Linked DNA regions of Homo sapiens: all the other regions are linked to region 2. The links are chromatin loops, found by intact Hi-C in ENCODE. Cell type or tissue: B cell. All regions are shown on one strand.

Evidence for each region. Hi-C counts contacts between places; a loop is a spot of excess contacts. Peaks named below come from ENCODE experiments on the same cell type or tissue, not always from the same donor. Only the 100,000 strongest peaks of a DNase experiment are listed, where the experiment ranks them.
Region 1: it touches region 2 in a loop (5-fold over the local background); 7 of 110 quality-filtered maps call a loop at or near these places.
Region 3: a loop joins it to region 2, with 30 times the contacts of the local background. A loop is called at or near these places in 106 of 110 quality-filtered maps.
Region 4: it touches region 2 in a loop (6-fold over the local background); 4 of 110 quality-filtered maps call a loop at or near these places.

The regions. Positions count from the first base shown.
Region 1 is chr7:1,173,652-1,178,651 of GRCh38, forward strand. No RefSeq gene overlaps it. Among named protein-coding and RNA genes, the nearest start is that of ZFAND2A-DT, 16 kb to the left of the region's middle. RefSeq lists a silencer at 3,513-3,562. In B cell, CTCF peaks have their summits at 2,626 (motif pointing left), 2,826, 3,579 and 3,790; DNase peaks (open chromatin) are centred at 2,660 and 3,560; H3K4me3 peaks cover 493 bases; H3K27me3 peaks cover 671 bases.
Region 2 is chr7:1,063,739-1,068,738 of GRCh38, forward strand. The region is part of intron 2 of CHLSN (cholesin); the gene reads right to left. It overlaps CHLSN-AS1 (CHLSN antisense RNA 1), which reads left to right and starts at 1,993. Exons shown (of 3, transcript NR_187853.1): 1 at 1,993-2,346. RefSeq lists a silencer at 615-909 and an enhancer at 1,966-2,135. In B cell, CTCF peaks have their summits at 2,204 (motif pointing left) and 2,403; DNase peaks (open chromatin) are centred at 1,552 and 2,093; H3K4me3 peaks cover 364 bases; H3K27me3 peaks cover 2,213 bases.
Region 3 is chr7:990,923-995,922 of GRCh38, forward strand. It overlaps a transcript of CHLSN not described here. Among named protein-coding and RNA genes, the nearest start is that of CYP2W1, 10 kb to the left of the region's middle. RefSeq lists a silencer at 2,145-2,234 and an enhancer at 4,770-4,819. In B cell, CTCF peaks have their summits at 2,347 (motif pointing right) and 2,551; a DNase peak (open chromatin) is centred at 2,409; H3K27me3 peaks cover 1,401 bases.
Region 4 is chr7:1,141,867-1,146,866 of GRCh38, forward strand. No RefSeq gene overlaps it. Among named protein-coding and RNA genes, the nearest start is that of CHLSN, 6.1 kb to the left of the region's middle. RefSeq lists an enhancer at 3,576-4,269. In B cell, a CTCF peak has its summit at 2,447; a DNase peak (open chromatin) is centred at 2,505.

The sequences.
Region 1 (5,000 bases), 110 kb after region 2:
ACTGCAACCTCCGCCTCCCGGGTTCAAGTGATTATCCTGCCTCAGCTTCCCGAGTAGCTGGGATTACAGGCATCTGCCACCACACCCAGCTAATTTTTGTATTTTTAGTAGAGACGGGGTTTTGCCATGTTGGCCAGGCTGGTCTTGAACTCCTGACCTCGGGTGATCCACCCACCTTGGCCTCCCAAAGTGCTGGGATTGCAGGCGTGAGCCACCTCACCCGGTAAACCCCGTCTCTTCTCTAAGGACACATAGGCCCCAGTGTGCCTCCTGCTTCCCCTCCTCCTGCCACATCAGTAGCCATCCACTCTGCACGTCTCGGCGCCTCCCAGAAGCTTGCTCAGAGCACATTAGAAACGCCCGTGATGGAAATCCATTCCTGTTAGGTTTAAGCAGGAAAGAGGATGGCAGGTGCCAGGGTGGCTAAGTGGGCACATAAAGAACCCAGCGACACAGACTCGCAAACGTGACCAGACCCTAGAACCAGGGGAAGAGTGTGCCGTGAAGACAGGCACAAACAAGGCAAATGAGTAATTATGTGGCTGCAGCTTCCGCAGCAGAGCTCGATAAGCAGCGCTAAGCTTCCCCAGCCCCATCCATCCAGGGCCAGGAACCCGGGGGGGAGATGGGCCCGATGTGCCACATCCACACAAGCATTAAAATTGAGTCCCACAGGCACAGGACCCCATCCCTTCCCATTTTCCCTGACAGTCTCTTTCAGGGTAAAGGTATAGAACACAGTTAAGGTTTCTTACCTCCTTCCCCGCAATAATAATTGGCAGTTACTCAGCTCTCTGGGGTGTCGTAAGTAAGGGGCGCACGGGGAGACCAGGCTGCTATCATTAGGAAGTACTGATTTTAGCTGGACTGGACGCGTGTCAGCCAGGAGATGCAGTGAATAGAGTGAGGTGAGAGCACCCCCACTCCACACACCAATTTATTTTTTTTAATTTAAATTAATTTTTTTTTTTGAAACAGTCTTGCTCTGTCACCCAGGCTGAAGGGCAGTGGCACAATCTCGGCTCACTGTAACCTCCGCCTCCTGGGTTCAAGTGATTCTCCTGCCTCAGCCTCCTGAGTAGCTGGGATTACAGGCACATGTCACCACACCTGGCTAATTTTTGTATTTTTAGTAGAGACGGAGTCTCACCACGTTGGCCAGGCTGGTCTCGAACTCCTGACCTCAGGTGACCCACCTGCCTTGGCCTCCCAAAGTGCTGAGATTACAGGCGTGAGCGGCCGCGTCTGGGCCTTGTCCCTGTTTCAGCTAGTCCTCAATTAGGTCTAATGTCCAAGCCCCGCCTCTGGAGTCAAGTCCCCGCTCCCACCTCACTTCCAGGCCCCTGACAAAAGAGCCACGCCACCCGCCACCGCCCGTGGGCTGTGTGTGTTCTTACCGTGGGCCACTGTTCTTCCTACACAGAGGAGTGGACGGCCAGATGCGTGGCCTGAGGCTCTGGCCCGGAGATTTCTGTCCACAGTGTCTTTCAGGGCCACCTCTGAGTGGGCCTGTAACGTGGCAACAATCCACTTTCAGTGGGTGCTCAGTACTGAGCCAACCCACTTGCGAACCAAGGGCGGCTCTGTTCTTCCTCCGTCTGCTGGTCACCAAGTTCCCCTCCCATGACCGCAGGTGGGAACGGGCAGAAGGTACTGGCGTGGCAGTGGAGGGTGGTGTCCCCCCCGCACTCGGACCTGCTTGGGCCTGTCCCATGGACCCTTCCACTCGGAGCCCTGCGGCTGGGCTGCCTGGCCTGTGACTTGTTGGATCTGACGGGGTCCAGCTCAGAAGGGAAGCTCTTGCCACATAGTTGCTTCATGCCCCCTGGCCAGATAGTGCCCTGTTCCGTCTCCGCCAGGGCCAGACGGTTCCCTGCTGCAGGGGACATGGGGCAGGGGACACCTGGCCTTGCTGTGGAGCCTTGGGAATACAGTGTGTTCTCTGGTCGGGCTGTCATGAATTCCACACACGTCTTTTCCCACCCCAGCTACCCCTAGTGCCATGAGGGTCAGCAGGTGTGAGCCACCATGCCCAGCTAATTTCTGTCATTGTTTTTGTAGAGATGGGGTTTCGCCATGTTGGTCAGGCTGGTCTTGAACTCCTGTGTTCAAGCGATCCACCCGCCTTGGCCTCCCAAAGCACTGGGATTCCAGGTGTGAGCCACCACGCCCGGCCGGGACAAAATTTTAAACGCATGCTTTTGTCCTTCCGTGTGAACAGGAACTGCTTCTGATCTCCGTACTGACAGGGATGGGAAAAGGCCCTTTCCAGCTCAGCGGCCAACGTCGCATCCCTGAGGCCGTGTGCCTGCTCCGGGGAAGACGCCGTGCCTGTAGCCGTTTCGGGCTTTGACTTGGTGAGGTCTGCACCATCCTCGGTCGTATTTCATGACTGGTCTTGCTTTTTTGCAGGGGCCAGAATAATTATTTAAACGGGCATGGGATGGGGACCTCTGGATCTTTACAGCTGGCTCAAAGCCCTGCCCGTCTCCCAGGAACACATCATTGCTTTGATTTCTTATCTTGCAAGGGGAGCCGGGGCAGCAGGGGCTGCAGTTTCAGAGGCTTCTGCGTGGCCGTGTCCGCCAGGACAGCTTCCGGGACACCGAGAAACCCATGTGGGCGTTTTCCAGGTACCACGCGCGCCCTCCAGTGGTGGTTGCGGGAATGACGGCTGGTCGGGACCAGAAGACCCACTGGGCACCATGAGCGTTTCCTCCCTAAGCATTAACGGCAGCGTAGACCCCCGTCCAGCCGTCCCTGAAGTGTCCGGCATCTCCTTCGAGGGAGGCTGTAGGGTCCTCTCGTGCAAGGCCCAGGCGCATCGTGACAGCTTGCACGCGCTGTGGTTCGGGGAGGTCTTCCTGCAGGCACTGAGTCACAGGTCAAAGGCTGGCTCAGGTCAGGAAGCCAAGCAAAGCACCGAGACGTTGCCTTGCAGTGGCTTCCCGCCGCCCTCTGGTATCCATTGTTGACTTCTCTTGGTTCGATCTTTAAGTAATATTCTTGTTGGCTGTCTGTCTGTCCCCTAGGAATACCACGTTTTATGAACCATCTTCATAGCCGTCTGCAGCTCCCGCTTCCCCGTCACCACTCAGCCTGCTGCCCTCGCAAGGATTCCACCCACCTGGCTTCTGATGAGTCAGCACTACCACCTGACCCCAATTATTCTGGGGTCCCATGATTTTCATTGCTACTAGGGAAACCTTTCTAGAACCACGTCTTGTATCGTCTGCTCTGGCTTACAGAGGACAGACACTCCTGAGCCCCTTGACAGCACCGGTGCCCCCGGCCAGCCCATTCCTTGTTGATACCAGGTTGCATTCCCCTGGGCCCTCCTGTGCAACGTGGTTGGCTGGCGTTTTGGTTTTATTGTGTTTTCCCGCTGTATGTGGTATCTCCCTGTTAACTGCCCACTTCTCGGAGCCTTCTTTTTTTAAATTTTTTCTTATGGTAGAGACAGGATCTTGCTCTGTTGCCCAGGCTGGAGTGCAGTGGCATCATTACAGCTCGTCACACCGAGGAACCCATGTGGGCGTTTTCCAGTTACCACGCGCGCCCTCCAGCGGTGTTTGCGGGAATGACGGCTGGTCGGGACCAGAAGACCTACCGGGCACGAGGAAGCTTTCCTCCCTGAGCATCAACCGCAGCCTAGACGCCCGTCCAGCCGTCCCTGAAGTGTCCAGCATCCCTTTCCAGCTTTATGTGGTATCTCCCTGTTAGATGCCCACTTCCTGGAGCCTTCTTTTTTAAAATTTTAAATTTTAGAGACAGGATCTTGCTCTGTTGCCCAGGCTGGAATGCAGTGGTATCATCACAGCTCACTGCAGCCTCGAACTCCTGGCCTTAAACGACCCTCCTGCTTCTGCTTCCTGAGTAGCTGGGATTACAGGTGCACCCCACCGTGCCCAGCCAATTTTGTTTTTTAGTTTTTGTAGAGATGGGGTCTTGCTATGTTGCCCAGGCTGGTCTTGAACTCCTGGGCTCAAATGATCCTCCTGCCTCAGCCTCCCAAAGTGCTGGGATTACAGGTGTGAGCCACTGCACCCAGCCAGATCATTTCTTTTCTTTTTCTTTTCTTTTCTTTTTTTTTTTTTTTTTGAGACGGAGTCTCACTGTTTCGAGGCCAGGCTGGAGTGGTGCAGTGGTGTGACCAGGGTGCAATCTGGGCTCACTGCAACCTCTGCCTCCCAGGTTCAAACAACTCTCCTGCCTCAGTCTCCCAAGTAGCTGAGATTACAGGTGCCCACTACCACGCCGCTAATTTTTTGTATTTTTAGTAGAGATGGGGTTTCACCATATTGGCCAGACTGGTCTCGAACTCCCAACCTCATGTGATCCACCTGCCTTGGTCTAACAAAGTGCTGGGGTTACAGGTGTGAGCCACTGCACCCGGCCTCATTTCTTTTTATTGTCAGATAATATTTCCCCAGACGGATGGGCCACACTTTGCTTATCCATTCAACATTTCCCTCTTGAAGGTCACCTTGGTTGCTTCCAAATTTGAACAATGGTGAATAAAACTGCTACAAACATTCACATGCAGGTTTTTGTGTGAATATATGTTTTCAACTCATTTGGGTAGATTCTAAGAGGCACAATTGCCGGATCTGATGGCAAGAATATGTTTAGATCCGTAAGAAAACACCCAAGTGTCATTCTCACAGCCATGATGAGAATTCCTGTTGCTCCACGTCCTCACCAGCATTTGGTGATGTCGGTGTCTGGATTTTGGTCATTCTAACAGCGGTGTGGTGGTTTCTACATTGTCGTTTTCATTGGCAGTTCCCTAAAGACATAAGATGTTGAGCATCTTTCCATATACTTATTTGCCCTCTGTATATCTTCTTTGGCATCTGATACCCTTTATAAGGTCCAACTTATCAATCTTTTATAGATTATGTTTTTGGTGTGGTATCTAAAAATTCATTGCCAAGCCAGGCGTGGTGGCGTGTGCCTGCAGTCCCAGCCACTGGGGAGGCTGAGGAGGGAGGATTGCT
Region 2 (5,000 bases):
CCTCTCCAAAGAAGCGCCTCTTTAGGGATTCTGCCCACGTTTCTAAGTGATGTAAGGTCCTTCCTGGTTTGATCTGAATGTGGGCCCTTGCCACGGCTCCTTAATCTAACTGTACCCCTGTACCTGTGCTGTTCTCTTTCCACAGAAGGGCGAGCTCTACCACACCACAGAGAAGTCAGAGCTCCGCAAGTCCCCACCTGGAAGATGGAAGACCCCTCAGAAACAGCCTGTTCTTCCCTCTGCAGAGGTGGGGGGCAGGGGGACTAGCCACACTCAAAACTGGCAGCCTCTGAGGGGAGGGAGTCACTTCAACATCTCGAACTTTAGACAGATGTGTGTGCCTCAGGCAGCATACACACACACATACATGCGTGCAAGCATGCACACATATGCAAGCACGCATGCACACACACAAACACACACGTCTGTCTCCTCCCCGGGAACACCGTGACCGGAAGAGGCTTCACACGCGTCGGCTGCAGGGTAGGAGACCCGACACAGCGCCGGGTCCTGATGGGCTGTGACGTGAAGATGGGGAGACCAGGCCCTTAGCAGCCACAGAACAGGCCCCGGAAAGACGCACGATGGCTCCACTCTTGGAAGCAGATGGTGGCTCTGTAGGGAGACAAGGCTTACCTTGCTCCAGGGACTCTGAGGAGACGCTGTGCAGGGAGGCTGCCCCCAGCAGGAGACATGGAAGGTGAGGGCAGAAGGAACAGCGGTGGGGAGCAGGGGCACTGACAGGTTCCAGACCCTGACCCTGAGCTTCCCACAGCGCCTAAACGCAACACCCTGACTCCTGAGAGGAAGGGAGGGAATCCCGAGCTGACCTCACACAGGAGAACCGAAGCTCAAAGCTCAAGTGTCACCCTGAAAGGCACCGGCAGACAAAGGCTGAGTCTCCAGAGCCAGCCCTGCATCCACCCAAACTAGCGTGGTGCAGGGACTCCTCCCTCGGCCGAGTCACCTGGCCCCAGACTGTCGGATGTGGGGCCAGCAGGGACCCTGGGGGACGCCCCATGGACACGAGGGAGACTGAAGCCCAGAGGGTCCCACAGCAGTGAGCAGCCCCTGCTGCCAGGCTCCAGGGCTCCAGAAGCCCCAGCCCACCCCACACTCAGGGCGCACAGAAGGCCCCAGGAGGGAGGGTGGGAAACGCCGGGTCAAGCGAGCAGCATCCGATTCTTTTCTGCAGGACATCTGAGCTGTGCCACACACACTAAGGCTTCTAAAGAGAAAAGACAGCGTTCCCCGCTGTCCAACCCTAATCATCACAGGACGCTTTCTGCAGAGCCCCTTGGGGCACGAAGATTCTTCCCAGCACCAGTCTGAGAAACGATGAGGCCCTGGGCAGGAGGAAACATGGCCCCATCCTGTTCTAGGGGCCACGGCACCCCTTGGGGCCCCTCTCCAGACCCAAGGCTGGACAGGCTGGCTTCCTGCCCAGCTCCAGCCAACTGGCATACACTAAGTGTGCAGCTGAGGTGGTGGGAGGAAGGTAAAACGTACCCCACTTGGCAGCCACTTCCAAAATTAAACATGGTTAACATCTGTCCCCGCTGTCCCAATTCCAGACATTTACCCAAGAAAAATGGGAACGGAAGTCCACACAAGCACCTGTATACAAATGTTCACGGCAGCTTTGCTCATAAGAGCCCAACACTGGAAACAACCCAACTGCACATCAACAGGTGGACAGATAAACAGATGTGGCCTGCGCATCGAAGGAATGCTACTCGTCAGCGAAATGGACCCACCGGGGACAGGCGCGGCAACAGGGTGAACCTCACAAAACATGCAGCTGCGGGGACACAGCTAGATGTGAGCACGTGCAAAGTACTGGAGCCTCTTCAGCAGCTCCAGAGCAGGGAACCCACCTCACCAGCGACACAGCGGCGACGAGGGCCGGGTCTGGGAGGGCGTGGGCCAGGGAGGGGCGACGGAGGCGGTCTCCCTTGCCGGGGTGCTGGTGACACAGCGGCTGCACCTGTCAGAACACGCCAGGGTGGAGACAGGAGATCTGTGTGCTTCCCGAGTACAGATCACGGCTCAGCATCTCATGGGAAAGGGACAGGGCTCTCTTCAGGACACGCAGTAAGATTTCAAGTGCGGGCACTTTTAATACTCCGCGATCCAAAGGCAGCTCCAGGGCCAGCCGCGGTTTCCGGCCTCAAGGGCAGGCTCGGTTCTGGAGCTCCCTCCAGTGGCCGTCGGGGTGCCGTCACTTTCAGGGCCCCACCAGGAGAGCAGGGGCCCCGCCGAGGACCAGAGCGCCTGGACCAGAGGGAGCCCTGCGCGGCCGGCACGGATGCCTCTCAATAGGCGGCATGGGGCCGACACGACTCGGTGAGTTCCCGCCACGGCTTTCGCCGGCAGCCGGCGGCTGGAGGACAAGGAGAATGCGCCGGTTCTGTTCCTGGACAAGCTCCATGGCGCTGCGGGGTCCCGGCCCAGAAAGCCCACCCTCCCCCAGAATTTCCCCAGGCCCACAGAAGGGGACCGGAATGGGAAAAATACCGACAAACGCAGCAACGGTGCGGCCGTAGGTGTCTGCGCATCCGGCGGGGCTCCTACGGGACCCCCACGCCGCCTGGACGCCGCCTAGCAGATTTGGGGCCAGGCTAATTGGGGCCCATCGTGGCCCACAGATGCCAGCTCCGGGCCATGCTGAGGGACAGGGGAGCGGAGGATACTGCCTGTTTCCCGGCGGGGGGCCCTGCTCAACAGCCTTTCCCTTCCCTACAAACTGTCCCAGGATCCCGGGCCATTCCTTCCAGTAAGTTGGGAAGTCCAGGACCAGACCTCAACGTGGAAAAAGCTGGAGGAGAGAAGGGGGGACGAGGGGTTCTACCTGCCCTCTACCTACCTGCCCTCCTACCTGTCTGTCCACGGGATGCCCAGAGGCTCCCAGACCACCAGCCCCAGACCCTTGGTACTGCGTCCCCAGCTGTCTGCCAGGGGCCTGCTGGGGAGGCCGATGCCCATCCCTAAGCCTGAGCCTCCAGCCCGGCACGAGGGAAGGCCCCACATGCCCCAAAGGAGAGGGTTCGGGGCACAATCTTCACAAAGGCTGGAGTGCACCCCAGAGGTGAGGGTTTGGGGCACAGTCTGTTGGCGGAGGCAGGAGTACACCCCAGAGGTGAGGGTTTGGGGCACAGTCTGTTGGCGGAGGCTGGAGTGCACCCAGAGGTGAGGGTTTGGGGCACAGTCTGTTGGCGGAGGCTGGAGTGCACCCAGAGGTGAGGGTTTGGGGCACAGTCTGTTGGCGGAGGCTGGAGTACACCCCAGAGGTGAGGATTTGGGGCAGTCTATTGGCAGAAGCTGGAGTACATCCCAGAGGTGAGGGTTTGGGGCACAGTCTGTTGGCGGAGGCAGGAGTACACCCCAGAGGTGTGGGTTTGGGGCACAGTCTGTTGGTGGAGGCTGGAGTGCACCCAGAGGTGAGGGTTTGGGGCACAATCTTCACACAGGCTGGAGTGCACCCCAGAAGTGAGGGTTTGGGGCACAGTCTGTTGGTGGAGGCTGGAGTACACCCAGAGGTGCGGGTTTGGGGCACAGTCTGTTGGAGGCTGGAATACACCCAGAGGTGAGGGTTTGGGGCACAGTTTTCACACAGGCTGCAGTGCACCCCAGAGGTGAGGGTTTGGGGCACAGTCTTCACACAGGCTGGAGTGCACCCCAGAGGTGAGGGTTTGGGGCACAGTCTGTTGGTGGAGGCTGGAGTACATCCAGAGGTGCGGGTTTGGGGCACAGTCTGTTGGAGGCTGGAATACACCCAGAGGTGAGGGTTTGGGGCACAGTCTTCACACAGGCTGCAGTGCACCCCAGAGGTGAGGGTTTGGGGCACAGTCTTCACACAGGCTGGAGTGCACCCCAGAGGTGAGGGTTTGGGGCACAGTCTGTTGGTGGAGGCTGGAGTACATCCAGAGGTGCGGGTTTGGGGCACAGTCTGTTGGAGGCTGGAATACACCCAGAGGTGAGGGTTTGGGGCACAGTCTTCACACAGGCTGGAGTGCATCCCAGAGGTGAGGGTTTGGGGCACAGTCTTCACACAGGCTGGAGTGCACCCCAGAGGTGAGGGTTTGGGGCACAGTCTTCACACAGGCTGGAGTGCACCCCAGAGGTGAGGGTTTGGGGCACAGTCTTCACACAGGCTGGAGTGCACCCCAGAGGTGAGGGTTTGGGGCACAGTTTTCACACAGGCTGGAGTGCACACCAGGGAGGCTTCCCGCCTCTGGCAGAATCACCGCCATGCTCAGTCACAAACCCAGAGCTGCGTTTGGACGCTGCAGCACACGCTGCGGCCCCAGCAACGGTCCTGCGCACCAGGCTCCTCTCCCAGTAAGGTCCGCTTCTCTGTGGAGCTCAGGGGTCCCTGCAGTGCCCACCTTAGCAGAGGGCAAAGCCTTGAGACACGGATGCTTTGTCCTCAGGTCTCCACTGGCTCCTCAGAACAGGGCCCCTCAGCGCTGCAGTGTGTCACATGTCCCCAGTTTCCCCTCGTGGTGCTCACGCCACACCCCTGGCACGGAGGCTGGAACCCAGGTGTCAGTCCTGGCTCTGACCATGACCTTGGACAAACCACCCCTCAGACCTAGAGCCCTCATGCACATCCCCATGGTCACTGCCACCCGGCAGGGAGCAGGACAGCCCCGGGGGTCTGTGACTGTCCCCGGGACATCAGTCTGAGAAACAGCGCTGAGTTGGACGCTGCCTGGTGTGGACACTCGCCCTCCACAGTCACACAAACTCGGCTTTGCAAAATCAGTTCTCAGTGAAGGAAATAATGTACACAGTGGTCCACTTCCAAGACACAGTGTCTTGCTTGCTTAGGTCAGCAAGCTACAGAAGACCAGGCCCCTGCCTGGGTTGCCGATGCCTGCTTGTCGGCCTCCCCATCCCCAGTCTTCCCCCCAACGCTTAGTTGCCTTCACCTGACCCAAAAACTTTTAGTCTATGACGAAAGTTTTACTCGTCTGCAACATAGCTTGTTTTGTCTG
Region 3 (5,000 bases), 73 kb before region 2:
CTCCCGGGTGGGGTGGAGGACTCAGGCCCAGCCCTCCCAACCCTACAGGGGACCCTTGTGCCCCCAACTTAGTCGGCCTCCTGGGTGGGGTGAAGGACTCAGGCCCCGCCCTCCCGGCCCTGCAGGGGACCCTCGGGCCCCCGCCTTACATTGGCCTGGGGTATTCATCTCCTTGGGCCCAGGGGAGCCCGAGGCCCACGTGGGGAGGAAACGCTGACCCTGTCCCGCCCCGCTTCATGGAGGCCCAGCCGACATGAGGGACACCAAGTACAGGGTGATGAGTGACGGCTGAGCTTCCCCTCAAAGCACTAAGACAATAAACATAACCCCAACCCCAACCCTGACCCCGCTCGCCCGACTCACGCGACCTCTCACCCCATCTCACCCAGCGAGATGACAGGGCTCCTCCACGGGGTACAGCCAGGGCCCCCCAAGTTAGGCGGTCCAAATGCCTCATCCTCAAGTGTAAACAAGCCTAGCTTAGTGAAAACAGAGTAAGCAGGTATCAAATCTCCTTTAACTCATGCCCATGGGCGTGGGCAGGGGTGTGGGGCGGGCAGGAGGGAAGGGGGGGGCCGAGTGAGACCCGAACCCCGGAGGTGCCACCTTCTCGACCGGGCAGACCTGGGTGCCCGTTTCTCACAGCTGCACTCAGGCTGCCGGCCAGGTGCACAGGCACGTCCCGGGGGCTTGCTGGGAAATGCCGGGGCTTGGCACGGATGGGACAGGCCACTGTCTACGCCTCATTTCCAAGTGTTTCTTTGTTGCTATTTTTAAAAATGGTGATAAAATACACGTAGAGAAAATTCACCATCAGCCATGTTGAAGTGCACAGTTCAGGGGCACAGGCACATTCACGGCCACCACTGTCACCTCCAGAGCCTCCTCATCTTCCCGGGCTGAAGCCCTGCTTGCGTTAAACACCCACTCCGAGTCCCTCCCCAGTCCTTCTCCTTCCTGGTCTGTGGGTGTGAGGGCTCTGGGGACCTCGAGTGAGTGGGGAGTGGTGGATTTGTCCTGCTTTATCCACGCACCTGCCAATGGGTCCTTTTCAAGGGTCCCAGAGAACTCAGGCAGCAGGCAGCCCGCGAGCCCAGCTTCCTCACGCATGGATTTCGGGAGATGCCTCTGTGGACATCCACCCCATGGTGCCCAGATGTCATGGGAGAGGCAGACACCCCGAACCCCATGGCTCACGACGTGGCTGAACTGCTCCCCGGACGTCTGTCCTCAGCAGCAGGAGGGACGCCGACCCCGGCCCCTGTACCCCCCCGCCTCTAGGTCTCCAGGGAAGGACCCTCCTGGGGTGGGCAGGCTGCTCTTGGCCCCAGATCTGCTTCTGGGTCTGAGGCTGGCCCTCAGCCGTGCTGCACGTGCCTCCCATTACCATCCTAAGTCAAGGCAAAACAAAACCACACAGTCCCCGAGCCATCTGCAAACCTCCCGCAGCAAGCTCGGAGGGTGAGGCCCCCCCACAGTAAGCTCGGAGGGTGAGGCCATCTGAGTGCCGGGCTGGCCGGGCTTAGGAGGAGACCAAGCTTTACCCACGGAGACGCCGTTTAATGGAACCCAAGTGACCCAAGGGAGCTGCCACGCCACCGCTCAACCACACCCACAGGGAACACACATGTAGGGGCCTGGGGCCTTGTCCAGTGCGGGGGTCCTGGTTCAGATGTCCTGAAGCTCCTCCCTCGGAGTGGGCAGCCCCCATTAGGAAACTTCTGGAACCCAGAGGCTGGAAGCCGGCCTCACTCTGGGACCTGGGCCCTCCCCGTGATTGCTGGGGCTCCCTCAGAGCGGGGGTCTTCTTCCCACCTTGGATGCTGAGGGGGAAGGAGGTAAGACACTGGAGGGCTGGGTGGGCTCACCAGGCTTCAGAGGGCAGTGGGACTTGGACAGCTCAGCCTAGCGCCCAGCTGTCTCTCCGGGCAGGTCTCACAAATGCCCCGAGGCAGGCCCATCGCTGGCCAAATTCCCCACCCCTCCTGCCTGGACTCAGTCCCTTGTGAAATCTAAGCAAAGTCCTAGGGTGTCTGAGGTCAGAGTGCATCGGGTAGCTCCTGCTGCATAACAAGCGGGGGAGGGGGTGGCCCATGGCTCTGGACTGCTGGGCCACAGGGGTGATGAGGTGAGGCTTGGAGGAGTCTGTAGGATCCTAACTTTGATGACTATTCAGGGTTTGAGGCTGCACTCAGCTTTATCGCCTGTGAAACCCACGCAGCCAGCAGGGGTACGAGTGCTTCTGAGGTCCCAGTGGGCGGGGGGTGGCCTGACCCAGACAGGGCAGGGGGACGGCAGCTGGAGCGCGTGGAGAGAGCGCCCGTTCCCTGGGAGCCACTGGAGGGCGCATGGCACACGGCGCCCGGCCAGGGCCTGACTGTGACTGGAGCAAGAGCCGAGGGACTGGACGGACGGCAGGTGGCGCCACCTGATCTGTGCAGGGACAGGCAGGGACAGGCAGGCAGAGAAAGAGCCCAGCTGGAGGCTGCCAGCGCTCCAGGGAGAGGAGTGGGGAGCGGACAGCGCCGGCCCGGGCTGGAAGGTCAGCTTGAGGCTCTGGGATGTGAACACTGGGCACCGAGTCATCCAGAAATAAATCCCAGGCACGGTGGGAGGCCGGGGTGGGAGGATCGCTTGAGCCCAGGAGTTTGGGACCAGCCTGGGCAACACAGTGAGGCCCCCCGCTTCTACAAAAAATACAACAATTAGCCGGGTGTAGTGGTAGCAACTGTGTTCCCAGCTACTCAGGAGGCTGAGGGAGGAGAATCGCCTGAGCCCAGGGGGGTGGAGGTGGCAGCGAGCAGAGCTCATGCCACCGCACTCCAGCCTGGACGACAGAGCGGGACCCTGTCTCTAAAAAGATGCCACTCTCTTGGGGGCTTGGAGGGAGGACAGTGCTCTGAGGGTGATTCAGCGGCCGAACCTGTGTCACTCTTGGTGGAGTGAGCAGACGGCACTTGGTGTGAGCTGTTTCTCAGACATCAATCCTGCAAGAAACTGCTCAGAGGCCGCTTCCTCAGAGGGCTGGGTGGGCTGGGGCAGGGGACGGTTTCCGGAAGCCGCACAGTGCTGTGAGAGGTCTCCAGCCTGCTCTGCGTGTTCGCACCCCCAATGTCAGGGAGGGCCCTTTGGCCTGGAAAGCCCAGTCTCCACAGGTCTGCTCACCCCCACAGGCAATGTGATTCTGACTTCCAAACAATGCTCCCTTTGATTATTTAAAAACATTACTTTTATTTTTATGTATTTATTTTTTCAGACAGAGTCTCGCTCTGTCACCCAGGCTGGAGTGCAATGGCACGATCTCGGCTCACTGCAACCTCTGCCTCCCGTGTTCAAGCGATTCTCCTGACTCAGCCTCCTGAGTAGCTGGGATCACTACAGGCGCCCACCACCACACCCAGCTAATTTTTGTATTTTTAGTAGAGATGGGCTTTCACCAGGTTGGTCAGGCTGGTCTCGAACTCCTGACCTCATGATCCGCCCACCTTGGCCCCCCCCAAAGTGTTGGGATTACAGGCGTGAGCCACTAAATTTAGTGCTCACCGCACTAAATTTTTTTTAGATGCCGGCTCTTGCTGTGGTGTAATCACTGCTCACTGCAGCCTTGACCTCCCGAGCTCAAGCCATCCTCCCACCTCAGCCTCCCGAGTAGCTGTGACTTCAGACACATGCCACCATCCCCGGATTTTTTATTTTTTGTTGGGGGGCAGTTTAGCCATGTTGCCCAGGCTGGTCTCAAACTCCTGAGCTCAAGCGATCCTCCCGCCTCTGCCTCCCAAAGTGCTGAGTTACAGGTGTGAGCCGCCGCACCCGGCATGAGTTATCAGTGTGTGGCTTGGTGTTTCTGACACCTGCACACACTTGCATATCTACTGCAGGGGACATTTCTCCCTGAGCTCAGCCCAGATGTGCTTTGTCACAGCCCATCGCTTATGGCCTTGGACACATGTAAAGAGAAAAGCACGCATGCCCACGCTAAGTTTGGCCCCTCACTTGGCACAAATCTTGATCCGCCACCTGGCTTGCTGCAGGTCAGCAGCTGCCCTCTCCACAGTGAGGAGCACTTGCCGAGGGACAGACGTGAGGGACGGACGTGAGGGTCGTCTCCAGGCTAAGGCGGGGCTTCCTTAGCCGGAGGCTTCCTGGCTCAGGAGTCCCGCACAAGCGCCAGCTGAGACAGGGACTCACAGCCCGTTCTCTGGCACACACAGCCCCAGCACATGTGGCCCGACGTGGCTGGCCCCTGGGGTTGCATGGGCGGGTGCCCTCACTGACCTGCACGGGGTAGGGAGACCCCAGGGCATTGCGTGGTTCTCTGAGCCACATTCCAGGTGACTTCTCTGCGCCACCCTTCGGCATCTTTCGCCAGGGAGCCCTGAGGAGCTTGGCACCTTACGATCCACAGAGGTGGGAACCCCTGACAGGAGAGCACTCCCCAGCCGGTGTCAGGGGAGCATCTGTGCTGTCGAAGGGAGGCCCAGGTCTTCAAGACCTTTTCCCACTAATGGTCGGTGAGGACTCAGCAGTACCCACCCCATTTCCCTTTCTGACTCGGCTGCTGGGAAGCTCAGAGCTCTGGTTCCGGATCCATCAGCCCTGCCTTCTGGAGGCTGCTGCCCCTTCTTTGCACTTTGCGGGTCTCCCTCTGCTGTTTGTTTAAGGTGCCTCACAGCATAGGGGCCACTGAGCACCCTGACTGCTGGGCTGAACACGGACCCTTCCCAGCAGCTTCTCTGCAAAGCTGTGCTGCCAGCAGCCGGATCGCAGGCACCGCCTGGCAGATCTGAAGGTTCGTGCTGTGCAACGTGCCTTCCTGTTTGTGAGTTCACCTGACCGACACCAGGAGGGGCTGGACTCCTCGCCTGCCGCCGGCAAGGCCCGCCCTGGGCCAGTGGGGTGCACACAGCAGGCCCTGTGTCGTGGGTGGTCAGAATTTTGGCCACAACAGTTGGGGGACGGGGCTGGATGCTGGCCAAGGAAGAGCAAACAGCCTCATCTCC
Region 4 (5,000 bases), 78 kb after region 2:
TGCAAAATACTCTTAACCATCTCCCAAGGATCTCTGGCCCTCAAATTGGATTAAGTTGGCTTTTCTCGTTTACAGCAAAGCTTAAAGTGATACCATTTTCTCCACGGTATCTTTCTTCCTACAAACTTCATCTCACACCTTGGATGCTTGTTGTCTGTTTATGCTAGATTCAGTATCTGATGCATCTGGTGTTGCAGAACACTGCATGTGCAGCACTCAGTTCAGCTGTATTCTTGGTAGGCCGTGGAAGGCCAAGACTGGTTGGGTTTCTGACACCTGAACAAGTTTAGGAATCACTGCTTCAGACAGAACTTCCAAGATTTACCGCCAAGAGACCCAGCTGTGTAGCACGATGGAAGATAGGCTTGGCTCCCGCAGAACAGGGAATCAGAGGCTGCGAGTGATGGACAAAGCGTGGGTGCCACAGAAGTCCTGGGGAAATGGGCGAACACCCAGCCAAACGACTGGCCCAAATCACCCCTGCAAACGATCACACTGCTCAGCACTGTGTGCGCTGACCCCGGCTTGTTGAACAGCCGATTTTATCTAGAATCTCATCAACTTTTTACCCAATTGCCATAGAAACAGTAACCTTTCTAATTGCCCTCATTCTCCAGGGACTGTTTAAGTGAAACCAGAAGAGGGAAACGCTGGTCCTCTGAGTGGACTGCTGTTTCATTTTTTTCTTAAGATTCACCACAGCACAACTATCTGCAAAAATAGCTTCAGTGTGGAACGAAACATCCAGAATGAAAAATTACAGAGCTGCTCTAAAAAGCTTTTTTTTTTTTTTGGAGACAGAGTCTCGCCCTGTCGCTCAGACTGGACTGCAATGGCACGATCTCAGCTCACTGCAACCTCCACCTCCCAGGTTCAAGCGATTCTCCTGCCTCAGCCTCCCGAGTAGCTGGGATTACAGGCACGTGCCAACACGCCTGGCTAAATTTTTTTGTATCTTTAGTCGAGACGGGGGTTTCAACATGTTGGCCAGGCTGGTCTCGAACTCCTGACCTCGCGATCCGCCCACCTCGGCCTCCCAAAGTGCTGGGATTACAGGAGTGAGCCACTGCGCCCGGCCAAAAAAGGCCATTTTAAAAGGCATTTCTTGCAGCATCGATTGCAAGAAAATCTTAGCTTTTAATGTGTTCTAAGATGATGTCATAATGTAGCTCAGGAGTGGGTGCAGCCTCAACACTGCATGTCAGCAGAGCCTCCCCATCCCGATGTCGGAACAATGTGAGGTAGAAATCAAAGAACAACATCCTCAAACAAAAGAAATGAAAAACAGGGCCGGGCACTCACACCTGTAATCCCAGCACTTTGGGAGGCTGAGGTGGGAGGATCACTTGAACCCAGGAGTTAGAGACCAGCCTGGGCAACATAGCAAGATCCCACCTCTACAAAAAAAATTAAAAATTACCAGGGCATCGTGGCATGCACCTGTGGTCCCAGCTACTTGGGAGGCTGAGGTGAGAGGATCCCTTGAGCCCAGGAAGTCAGGGCTGCAGTGAGCTGTGATGACGCCACTGCCCTCCAGCCTGGGCAACAGAGCAAGACTGTCTCTAAATAAGACAAACAAATTGAAAAACAGCAAAAAATCTCTCTAACAGCATTCAACTAATATCTCGGCCTAAATACTCTCCTCTTTCCTTTATTCACCTTGTATAATAAACTGTGATTATAAGTTTTTAATATCATTTCAGCAAAATGAAGTAAATCAACATTTATCTGCAAAAACTTCATATGCATCCACGCAGAAAAGTCAGACTAGTTTCTCTGTCACCGGGTTCCCCAGAACACAATGATCCTCTCAACACATCTGCAATATTGAAGGCCAGGCACCATGGCTCACGCCTATAAGCCCAGTACTTCGGGAGGCCAAGGTAGAAAGGTCACTTGAGGCCAGGAGTTCGAGACCAGCCTGGGCAACGTAGTGAGACCCTATCTCTATAAAAAAATATATATTTTTAAATTAGCTGGGCATGGTGGTGCACACCTGTAGTCCTAGCTACTCGGGAGGCTGAGGTAGGAGCTTCACTCACGCCTGGGAGTTCAAGGCTACAGTGAACCATGAATGCACCACTGCACTCCAGCCTAGGTGACAGAGCAAGACCCTGTCTCCAAAGAAATACAGACATTTACAATACTGAGCGGATGTCAAAGATCCTCATTCTTAAGCTCAGCATTTGGAAAACTACAGCAATTTCAGCCGCTGACCTATTTTAGGAACTCATCTCTGAGCTGATCATTCAAGTGCAGTCTTAGGCTTACTGCAAAGAATACATCTGGAAGGTTAATGAAGAGTACATTAAAAAATATCCCCGATCCCTTTTAACTTTGTTAACCTGGAGAAACTGAGTTAGGATTGATGGGCTGGTTATATCCGTCCTTCCTGTGACGCTGGACCTAATTTCTCACCAGGAATACCGGACGCTGTCAACCCTCACTCTGACTTAAAAGGCCTTTTGGGGACATCTTGTGAAAATGTTTTGATACTGCAGCCCGTACACCAGAAAGGGAAGTAGCAGCCAGGCTCCCAGGCTCCTGTCCAAGATGCCAGGCACCAGGGGTGACGGCACGGCCCTGGGCCCTGCACAGATAAAACAGTGATGCCAGCCAAAGCCCAACTCAGGCAAAGGAGAGCCCCCGAGGCAGGGGGCGAGGACACTTCCCGAGACGCGCTTCCCCTGCTGTAGGCAGGTGGGGTGACGCGAGATGCCAGGCGCGGGACTGTGAGCCTGTCCAACCCAGCCAGAGAAAACGTTCAGCATCTGCAAACATCTGCTCCCGCGGCCGCACCAGCCCAGGTCCAAATCTGCTTTTGAAAAGGCAGAGCCTCGGCCGGGCGCAGTCGCTCACACCTGTATCCCAGCACTTTGGGAGGCTGAGGCGGGTGGACCACCTGAGGTCAGCAGTTCGAGACCAACCTGACCAACATGGCAAAACCCCGTCTCTACTAAAAAATACAAAAATTAGCCGGGCGCGATCGCGGGCGCCTGTGATCCCAGCTACTTGGGAGGGGGAGGCTGAGACATGAGAATAGCTTGAACTCAGGAGGCGGAGGTTGCAGTGAGCTGAGATCGTGCCACTGCACTCCAGCCTGGGCAACAGAGTGAGACTCCATCTCAGAAAAAAAAAAGGCAGGGCCAGTGACCTCCACGGTTGACTCTGACACTCCAGCCGGCAGGGCCACGGCCGACTCGCCCGCTCTCAGTGGCACTCTGGGGACACCTTCATTTCCATCAGGTAGGCTTTGGGTTCCATCAACTTTTTTTTTTTGAGAAGGGTCTCGCTCTGTCATCCAGACTGGAGTGCAGTGGCACAGTCATGGTTCACTGCAGCCTTGAGGGCCTGGGCTCAAGCGATCCTCCCACCTCTGTCTCCCGAGTTGGTGGGACTCCAGGCACGCACCACCACACCTGGCTAATTTTTGTATTTTTTGTAGAGACAGGGTTTTGCCACGTGGCCCAGGCTGGTCTTGAACTTCTGGGTTCAAGTGATCCACCCGCCTTGGCCCCCCCAAAGTTTTGGTCTTACAGGCCTGAGCCACCACACCTGGCCTCACTCTTAAGTTTTTTTTTTTTTTTTTTTTTTTTTTTTTTTTTTTAATTAATTTATTTTTTTTTTATTGATCATTCTTGGGTGTTTCTCGCAGAGGGGGATTTGGCAGGGTCATAGGACAATAGTGGAGGGAAGGTCAGCAGATAAACAAGTGAACAAAGGTCTCTGGTTTTCCTAGGCAGAGGACCCTGCGGCCTTGGCCTTCCGCAGTGTTTGTGTCCCTGGGTACTTAAGATTAGGGAGTGGTGATGACTCTTAACGAGCATGCTGCCTTCAAGCATCTGTTTAACAAAGCACATCTTGCACCGCCCTTAATCCATTTAACCCTGAGTGGACACAGCACATGTTTCAGAGAGCACAGGGTTGGGGATAAGGTCACAGATCAACAGGATCCCAAGGCAGAAGAATTTTTCTTAGTACAGAACAAAATGAAAAGTCTCCCATGTCTACTTCTATCCACAGAGACCCGGCAACCATCCGATTTCTCAATTTTTTCCCCACCCTTCCCGCCTTTCTATTCCACAAAACCGCCATTGTCATCATGGCCCATCCCCAATGAGCCGCTGGGCACACCTCCCAGACGGGGTCGTGGCCGGGCAGAGGGGCTCCTCACTTCCCAGTAGGGGCGGCCGGGCAGAAGCGCCCCTCACCTCCCGGATGGGGCGGCTGGCCGGGCGGGGGGCTGACCCCCCCACCACCCTCCCGGACGGGGCGGCTGGCCAGGCAGAGGGGCTCCTCACTTCCCAGTAGGGACGGCCGGGCAGAGGCGCCCCTCACCTCCTGGATAGGGCGGCTGGCTGGGCGGGGGGGCTGTCCCCCCCACCTCCCTCCCGGACGGGGCGGCTGGCCGGGCAGAGGGGTCCTCACTTCCCAGTAGGGGCGGCCGGGCAGAGGCGCCCCTCACCTCCCGGACGGGGCGACTGGCCAGGCGGGGGGCTGATCCCCCCACCTCCCTCCCGGACGGGGCGGCTGGCCAGGCGGGGGGCTGACCCCCCCCACCTCCCTCCCGGACAGGGCGGCTGGCCGACCCCCCCCCCCCCGCCTCCCTCCCGGACGGGGCGGCTGGCCGGGCAGAGGGGCTCCTCACTTTCCAGTAGGGGCGGCCGGGCAGAGGGCCCCTCACCTCCCGGACGGGGCGACTGGCCAGGCGGGGGGCTGATCCCCCCACCTCCCTCCCGGGCGGGGCGGCTGGCCGGGCAGAGGGGCTCCTCACTTCCCAGTAGGGGCGGCCGGGCAGAGGCGCCCCTCACCTCCCGGATGGGGCGGCTGGCCAGGCGGGGGGCTGATCCCCCCAACTCCCTCCCAGACGGGGCGGCTGGCCGGGCGGGGGGCTGACCCCCCACCTCCCTCCCGGACTGGGCGGCTGGCCGGGCGGGGGGCTGACCCCCCCACCTCCCTCCTGGACGGGGCGTCTGGCCGGGCAGAGGGGCTCCTCACTT